2 separate regions of the Homo sapiens genome follow, and region 2 is linked to region 1. Evidence: chromatin contacts called from ENCODE Hi-C or POLR2A ChIA-PET data. All regions are on one chromosome and are shown on one strand. Each heading gives the region's core, a stretch centred on a gene start or an enhancer-like site at or near the end of the contact. The rest is flanking DNA. Distances are from core to core; before and after follow the strand shown.

Region 1 (4,406 bases), core at 972-3,471:
CAAAGTCTGTCTTCCCTTCGTCTCTACTCTGTGCAATTAACGGATACTCTTCCTGGGAGCTACATAGCACACCTTGAATACCGTCTATGTGGAAGCCAAACAATTGCTTTATAATTCTATTGATATAGCCTGCAGTCACAGCTTTTTTTTTTTTTTTTTTTTTGAGATGGAGTCTTACTCTGTTGCCCAGGCTGGAGTACAGTGGTGCCATCTTGGCTCACTGCAACCTCTGCCTCCCGGGTTCAGGTGATTCTCCTGCCTCAGCCTCTTGAGTAGCTGGGACTACAGTCACGCGCCACCATGCCTGGCTAATTTTTGTATTTTTAGTAGAGACAGGGTTTCACCATGTTGGCCGGGCTGGCCTCGAACTCCTGACCTCATGTGTCCTCCCACCTCGGCCTCCCAAAGTGCCAGTCACAGCTTTTTTTTGATATTCATATAACACTGTTGATTCATATTGAGATTTTCATCAACCAAAAGTTAAGTGTTTGTTTCCTTTTCTTTTTTCTTTTTTTTTTTTGGCATCACATTAGTATTAAGCCGTACCCCTGTGTCCACACTAGTACAGTGTGGTGATTTCATGGACCATTACAAGATTTTGCATTATTCCTATTAAACTTTCACTAGATGCTCATCAATTGACCGGATCTTCCTGGGTCTTGTTGCTGTGATCCATCTGCTTTATCCCTCCCACCTTCACTTCACCTGTGAGTAGTCAGGGAAGCATGTGTTTTGCTTTATTTTTGTTTTGAGACAGAGTCTCGCTCTGTCACCCAGGCTGAAGTGCAATGGTGCAATCTCAGCCCACTGCAACCTCCGTCTCCAGGCTCAAGCAATTCTCCTGCCACAGCCTCCCAAGTAGCTGGGATTACAGGCACCTGCCACAATGCCCGGCTAATTTTTGTAGTTTTAGTAGAGATGGGGTTTCACTATGTTGGCCAGGCTGATCTCGAACTTCTGACCTCAGGTGATCTGCCTGCCTCAGCCTCCCAGCATGCTGGGGTTACAGGCGTGAGCCACCGTGCCTGGCCAGGGAAGCATGTGTTGATAGGGTCTCAACATCAAATACCTGTAGAAGCCAAGGAAGTAACGTAAGTGGAACCCCAGGGCTGGGTGGACAAGCCCAAGGGCTTCTTCAGCACCCTCTGGACACAGTCCTCCAACCCCTTACTAAACCACCTCCCCAGGTTGACATCCAGCCTCCCACTGCCCATCCTGCCCAGATACACTGGAGAGTGCTTTCTAGAGGAAGTGCTGCATCTCAGAAAGGGCTATAGTGGAGGGGAACAGAGCTCAGGCTCTGGAGTCAGACAATGCTGGGTTGTTGCCTTCCCTTTTCCATTCCCTGGCTGTGTGACATTGCACAAGTGCACTTACTTCTCTGTGCTTTGGTTTTTCTCATCTGTAAAATGGGGAAAATAATAATGTCTACTTCATAGGGTTGACGTAAGTATTTTACACAATCATTCATGTGGTGTATTTAGCTCAGGGCCTAGCACATAGAGATTACTTAATACAATTCACCTATACTGATTATTTTTGTGGTTACTATTATCATTGCTACAATGATTATTAGGAATCACACTGTTATCTCTGACATCTCCTACAGATGGTGGCAGCAGGACAATGGAAACAACCCGGTGAGTACAAAAGAGATGCTCTTGAACACACACCCAACCCTCTTCCTTCATTCACACCCCCCGGCCTGATATCGGCAGCACATCGCTATGCTCCTCTTGGAGAAAACTCCTCTCGCGTTGAGAGTGGAAACACCAGCTTGCCTTCGTGTGACATGGAGCGGGTCATGCCACTCCTCTCCTCAAAAACTTTCAGTGAGGTCCCTTGTATCTTACAGAACAAAGTCCAAACTCTATCCTGTCATTGAAGAGTCCTCTCCCAGGTGGCCGTGCCACATCTCCAGCTTGTCTCTCAGGAGACCTTCTCCAGGGCCCTGCCTGTCCACACATAGGACTCACCACTCCCTGGGCGAGCCTGGGCCCTTCCCCACCCATCCTGTGCTTTGATTCCCCAGGGGCGGTGCCCTTGCCGGACTCTTCATGGACTAAATCCCACTCGTCCTGCAAAACCTGGCAAAATTCAAGGCCACTGGAGGAGCTCTTCCTTTGAGACTCTCCAGCAGGACTTGCCGCCTCTGCGCGGGGTGTGTAGCAAGCCCTGCTTGCCATTGCCACTCCGTTGCTGCAGAACGAGTGGGATTTGGTCTCTTTCGTGACTTCCCCAACACACACACCCCACCCCCACCACATAGCACAAGGCTGAGAACACTGGGAACGCTCAATAAAGAAATATTTTTGGCCTGAATGAATGGCCTGAAGGACTGCTCCTTTCAACAATTATGGCCCAATAAATTATACCGACATTGCCTCCTGGAGGGAAAGGCCACACCAAGGCCCCCACAGATGGGGAAACTGCTCTGTCTGCCAAAACCCAGATGCAGGGCAGCCTTGGCCCTGCTTGGCTGTCTACCTGAATCTGGGTTTAACAACTTGGCCTGCAGTTTTACAGCCTGAATCACCAGGCTCAGCACAACAGCATGAGTTCTTTGTCCGCATGCTGCTGCCAGGTGTTGAAGGAACGGGCTGCAGTGACTTACCCGGCTCAAGGAGACCTGCAGGCGGGGCAGACGGGTGCCTGCACCCCAGGCTGGGAGGCCAGGGGACTTGTCTGCAAAAGAAACCCTTGTCTGGACCCTAAACAGAAAAAAAGAGGTGATGAAAGTTTACATGAGGACCCGGCTCTGGGTGCTGCAGGGGGATGCGTGCTAGCTTGGAGGTTGGGGGTAGGGGCTGTGGAACATGGAGTGACCTTCAGGTCACTGAACAAAGCTTAGAGGGCCCAGACTCAGTCAGATTTTATTTCTATAGCTGTAATAGTTGTGTGGTCCTAGGAAGCATGCAGGAAGCCATCAAATTTAAGCTTTTAGAGCTGGGGTTACATATCTTAAGAGCCGAAGAAATGCAGTATCCAAACAAGTGATATAAGGCATGAAGACTCGTGCAAGGAGAGGTTAGAAGGGTCTCTGGCTGTATGAGCGTTCCTTTCTTGGGTTATGAAGTCATTGATTCAGCATCTATAAATAGAGCTCACGGCAATGGCGTGCTGGTTACGGTTTAACCACCAGTTCTTCCAAGAAAAAGCCCTGACTTGAGGCATTTGCAGATTTCTGTGGTGTAAATACACCCACCATGGCCAATTTCAAACTACCCAGAAGGTAGGCCCAGAATGTAGAGCTGGGAAGAGATTGCACAGCCAGCTCCCGTACACACTGATTCCCAGCAGCCTGTCAGCGTCACCAGCAAGAATCCTACCAGTAGCCCACTTCTTCAGTAGTTTTGCAACCTCAAGCAGTGCAAGTCAATGAGGCAACCTCAAAAATAATATGAGACGATAACCCCCAAAATTGTGTGAGATAAGATAATAATTCCCTTACTGGGTAAGCATTTTTCAAACTGGCTATTATTTATTTTATTTTTTATTTTTATGTTTTATAGAGTAGAGGTCTCACTACATTGTCCAAGCTAGTCTCAGACTCCAGGGCTTAAATAATCCTCCTGCCTCAGCCTCCCACAGTGTTGGGATTACAGGCATAAGCCACCATGCCCTATTTATTTATTTATTTTAATTTGTTCAGACAGGGTCTTGCTCTGTGTCCCAGGCTGGAGTGCAGTGATGCAGTCATAGCTCACTGCAGCCTCAAACTCCTGAGCTCAAGGGATTCTACCTCATCAGCCTCTGGAGAAGCAGGGATTACAGGCTTATGCCAACAGGCCCAGCTAGTTTTTTATTTTTTGTGGAGATGTAATCTTACTACATTGACCAGGCTGGTCTTGAACCCCTGGCCTCAATCAATCCTCTCGCCTCGGCCTCTCAGAGTGCTGAGATTATAGGCATGAATCACTGCGCCCGACCCACAGTCCTTTTGCAGATATTCACCAACATGCACAGAGCGGCAAAAAATTTGAGTCAACCGACAAGCACATTTCTAGCAGAGGCTGAACAAGGCAACGCTCTGACTTCCTGTTTCAACTGTCATTTTGTGAAGAAATGTCCTTTTCACAGTCCATTTAGTGCCAGGTTTTTCATATTTTTGTCCTTTTTCTTGGGGATGGTGCTGTGTAAAATGGTCCCCACGTGCACGGCTGAAGTGCTGTCTAGCGATCCTAAGTGCAGAAAGACTGTGATGCACCTTCCGGAGAAAATACATGTGTTAGATGAACTTTGTTCAGGCAAGAGCTATAGTGCGGTTGACTTAATTCAATGTTAATGAATCAACAATATTTATTAATAAGGCATCTTTAAACAGAACTACACAGCTGGGAGCAGTGGCTTATGCCGGTAATGCCAGCACTTTGGGAGGCCAAGGCAAGAGGATTACTGTAGCCCAG
Region 2 (4,406 bases), core at 979-3,478, 360 kb after region 1:
ACCTCAGAGAATTTGAGGATTAGATGAAACAAAGGACATGCTGGGTCTGACACATAGTAGGTGCTTAGAAACATCTGTGGAATTAGTAGATGTAGAGCCCTGCCTAAGGCTATTAGGTTCTGAGGACTGAGTTAAAGTAGAGATCCAGGGTGCAGAGGAGGTGGCTGGTTCCAAGGATGAATGATAGAAAGAACTGAAAGAAGTGTACAGTCTAGGTGGGCCACAAATTGGGCAGGAGCTGGATTGGATGTCTGTTGGATGAGTCTCTGAATTACGGAGGTCAGGGACAGTTTTCTGAGTTGTAGAGTCAGAGAAATATGGGTAAGAGACATGGAGAGCTTCCTTTAAAGGGTGCCCACAAGATTCATGGGGGGAGGGGGAAGGTGTTTTTTTTTGTTTTGTTTTGTTTAGACAGGGTCTCACTCTGTCACCCAGGCTGGAGTGCAGTGGCATCATCTTGGCTCACTGCCACTACCACCTCCCAGGTTCAAGTGATTCTCCTGCTTTAGCTTCCTGAGTAGCTAGGATTACAGGCATGTGCCACCATGCCACACTAATTTTTGTGTTTTTAGTAGAGATGGGGTTTTGCCATGTTGGTCTGACTGGTCTTGAACTCCTACCTCAAGTGATCAGCCTGCCTCGGCCTCCCAAAGTACTGGGATTACAGGTGTGAGCCGCCGTGCCGGGCCAATGGGGCAAGGTTTGAACAATGGTCCTGTAGTGAAGATGGCTAACTTCTCAGAAGAGAAGGCTGAAGAGGGCCTTGTATGTCAAATGGGGAGACGGGAGGTGAGTGTTGCCCTAGACTTTGAGAGCCAAAGGGGCTAACTGTCATCAGAAACAGTGGGAGGGAGATTCCTCTGCCTATAAGGGCTTTGGGTCCCAAAATAGAAACTGAGAAAGGTCAACCTGTCCTTCTGCCAGAGCTGGTTATCAGCAAGAGAGATGAGATGTCTCACCCTCTCTCATGTGACTTCTCAGTGGCCCTAATGGAGCTGGGAAGGGTATGAGCTGCAGTGGGGAGGTTCCCAGCTGCCCTTGGCCTTAAGACCAGTTTGAAGGGAAAGGCCACACCAGGGCATCCCATGGAAGCAGTCTACACTCATGTCTATCCCATTCAGAACCATTGAAGTCGGCCCGGCACTGTGTGGGGAGGCAAGACCAAGGAGGGGCTCGTGTCCAGGTTACAGCTGGGTTTGGACTTGGTTTATGCCAATGCTAGACCTGGCTTGGGAGGAGACCTTCCCTCAGGGTGGTGCAGCATGGTGGAGTGAGGAAAATACAGGATCTGATGTTAGAGAGATTTGGGTTGGAATATCAGTTTGCAATATGTCAGGCAGTATGTTTCTTTACTTTTCTGTGCTATAGGATCCCCCTTGCAGAATTAGCACTAGGATTTTTTTTTTGAGATGGAGTTTGCTCTTGTCGCCCAGGCTGGAGTGCCATGGCGTGATCTCGGCTCATTGCAACCTCCATTTCCCGGGTTCAAGCGATTCTCCTGCCTCAGCCTCCCGAGTAGCTGGGATTACAGGTATGCACCACCACGCCCGGCTAATTTTTGTATTTTTAGTACAGACGAGGTTTCCCCATGCTGGCCAGGCTGGTCTCGAACTCCTGACCTCAGGTGATCCCGCCTCAGCCTCCCAAAGTGCTGGGATTACAGACGTGAGCCTCCGCTCCCGGCCTTAGCACAAGGATTAAATGAGATGTTTATATGGCGTTTGGCATAGACACTGTCAAAGAGTAAATGGGCAATAAATTATAACAATGATCATTGGGGGCTGGCTATTGGAGAAGAGCTGGCTCTCTCCAGAGGAATTCGGATTACCTCCTTCTAGGCCCTAACCCCATTTACTGATCCCACAGGCCCCGCCCCGGCTCCGCTAGCCCCGCTTCCTCCTGTCGCTTTGGCCTCCGGCATGACGCATGCGCCCTCGGGCTCCTCCGCGGCAGCATCTCGGTTCTCCTCTCGGGCCCATCTGGAGCCTCGCGTCTTTTCCAGTGTGGGCCCCGCCCCCTGCCGGTAGAACCCCGTCCCCGGCCGGTAGGGCCCCGCCTCCCGAAGCAGTTCCGGTTCGGCTCCGAGCAGCTGCCGGCGCGGCGGTGACGGCGGCCGGGACGATGCCTGCGCGCAGTCGCCACCGCCCCCGCCTCCACTCCGGCTCCCCGCCCCGGGCTCCGCCCCCGCCGCTTGAGGCGCTTCACTCCGGCGAGGCGGGGAGGGCCCCGGACTCCGACGGCGGCTCGGACGCCGACTCGGAGGTGGGTCCGGGGAGCCCGACTCGGACCGCGGAGGTGAGCGGGAGCTGAGGCTGAGGAGAGGGGAGCTTGGGGGGCGCCTGCTGCCAAGGGTGAGTGGGGAGTCTGGGATGGAGCCGGGGGCTGCCGAGGGACCGCGACCTGGAGGGGCCCCGGGGAGACGGTTGAGGGAACCGGGATAGTCAGCTCTGGAATGGAATCTGAAGCAAATGGAGGTTGTCGAACTGAGGGCCTGAAGGCTGAGGGATAAGTGGAGGCCGAGGAACGAGAGGGAGAGAGCGAGAGGGGGAGGCTTGAAGAGCCCAGAGCTTGGGGGCTTTTGAAAGCTGCGCAGTGGGGGAAAAAGATCGAAGGTCCTGCGGGAATGTGGACCCGGAAGAAGAGATGCTCTGGGTTTGGCAGCGGGGATGAGGAGTCAGAGGAGCAAGACCTGGGCCGGTGTTCCCTTCCCAGGGCGAGGGAGGGCGATCGGGGCTGGGACTGGAGCCCTCTCATGGGGTTCTCCTCTTACGGAGCCCTCTTATCCGCCTCCCACCCCGGGTGGGGCTGGTGGTGATGGAGGGCAGGATTTAGGTTTGACTAGAAGGAGGAGGGCTGTTGGATGGGAAATCGTCTGGCCTCAAGGGGTGAGGGAGGCACTGAAAAAGAGAAGTGTGGTCAAGAAAGAAAAGGAGCCCTTGGGGATCTAATTTTGGGCTTTGGCATTTTTACAGGTGCCTTTTAAAACATCAAAGATCACTAGGGCAATGTACTTGGATCGTGGGGCTTTCTCGTTCGTGCACAGTGGATCATTTTAAGAATCTTGGGTGGAAGGGGCGGTGTGAATCACTGATTTGCCTAAAGGACTGGGGGAAGTAGTGGAGAGGAAGTGATGTTTGAAGAAGGTAGTGGAAGACGTGATTCTGAAAATGAAGATATCATTTGGATTTATTGACAGTAATGGTGTCCTTTTTTTCATTGTAATTTTTTCGTAGCTAAGTTTAAATACCAGACATGTTAAGATCCTAAAAATTTACTATATTACCTTTAAGTTTTAAAAACTTGAAACAAGACTTTGGATACTCAGATTTTAAAAATTAAACTTGAAACAAGAATTTGGACACTTGGATTTTACAGATACTCAACATGGACTGGTTCCACTTTCAAAGTTTTAAGTTGACACATGTATTTGCCACATAGTAAATGTATGGTCAATGCAAGTTTCTGGGTGAAGGGGGCACAGTGAACTTGCCACAGTCTAGGCGCAATACCAAATCTTCCTCTCACTGATAACCCCAGGATTGGACTTATCTCTTGAAAATTGGAGAGGTACCTTTGACTGATTGGCAAAACCAATATTGAAATACTATTTTGCAGGTATTGTGTGAATAGTATTTTTAGTAGAGTGATTTGGAAAAATAAGGACAGAGGATGCTTGTAGTTGGCAGCCAACACAACTGGGACAGGTGGGTATACAGATGCTTTTTATAGAAGACATAGTTCCAAAACATAATTATGCCAGAAAAAGAATGATTGCAATATTTATATTCACTTTAGTAGAGATAAATTGACTTCCTTTTGTGATTGTTAAGTCATAACATGGTTCCATGAAGTCTTTGACTTTAGCCACATGTCTCATATGTTTTACAACTTTTTATGTGATTATAGGTTTGTAAAGTTGTTGGCCATTTCTTTTCTCTTCCTTCTTTTCTTTTCTTTCCTTTCTTTTTTTTTTTTGAGACAGAGATTCGCTGTGTTGCCCAGGCTTAAGTGATCCTCCCACCTCAGCCTCCCAAGTAGCTGGGAGTAGCTGGGACTGCAGGTGGGCGCCACCATGGCTGGCTAATTTTTGTTAGCATCAAGCGTTTTCTAAATGCTTGATTAAATCTAAATGGATATCTACTGTTTAATCTTCATGAGATGATAATTTGATTTGCAACAGCTTTTAAATTAGTTTATGTGTATGGGCTATGTGACATACCCTCAGATGCACAGTGGAATAGTAATTGTTTCTTCAAAGGATATGTGAATTCTTAGCTAAAAATGCTGAGATTGTTAAAGTATTAATTCCCTTTTCTTTAACTTAATACAAATTATCTTCAGTTGAAGTTTATGTAATATTACTGTTTGTTGGTTTTATCTTTAGAGTGAGATCCTCTGGAGACCTT

The links. Hi-C counts contacts between places; a loop is a spot of excess contacts on that map. ChIA-PET counts read pairs that join two places held with the same protein, here RNA polymerase II (POLR2A). Pooled maps may share reads with other maps.
Region 2: a loop to region 1 is called in a map of PC-3, with 4 times the contacts of the local background. The contact joins the promoter of SAMD8 here to the enhancer-like site in region 1. A Hi-C loop is called at or near these places in 2 of 168 maps with a recorded cell type or tissue (PC-3 and mammary epithelial cell), 3 of 37 single-sample maps with no recorded cell type and 5 of 50 pooled maps. POLR2A ChIA-PET finds 5 or more read pairs at or near these places in 3 of 52 experiments (H1, activated T-cell and naive thymus-derived CD4-positive, alpha-beta T cell).

Annotation. Positions count from the first base shown.
Region 1 is chr10:74,751,495-74,755,900 of GRCh38, forward strand. LOC124902459 (a long non-coding RNA gene) reads left to right here. Exons shown (of 2, transcript XR_007062201.1): 2 at 1,610-2,322. Among named protein-coding and RNA genes, the nearest start is that of KAT6B, 73 kb to the right of the region's middle. RefSeq lists an enhancer at 1,909-3,429. Within about 2 kb of position 2,222, at least 2 of the 41 ENCODE cell types and tissues checked have a DNase peak (open chromatin) inside an H3K27ac peak, as active enhancers do; they include PC-3, where a contact is called at or near this core.
Region 2 is chr10:75,109,428-75,113,833 of GRCh38, forward strand. It overlaps SAMD8 (sterile alpha motif domain containing 8), which reads left to right and starts at 2,229. Exons shown (of 6, transcript NM_001174156.2): 1 at 2,229-2,295. RefSeq lists enhancers at 1,039-1,988, 1,989-2,937 and a silencer at 1,976-2,315.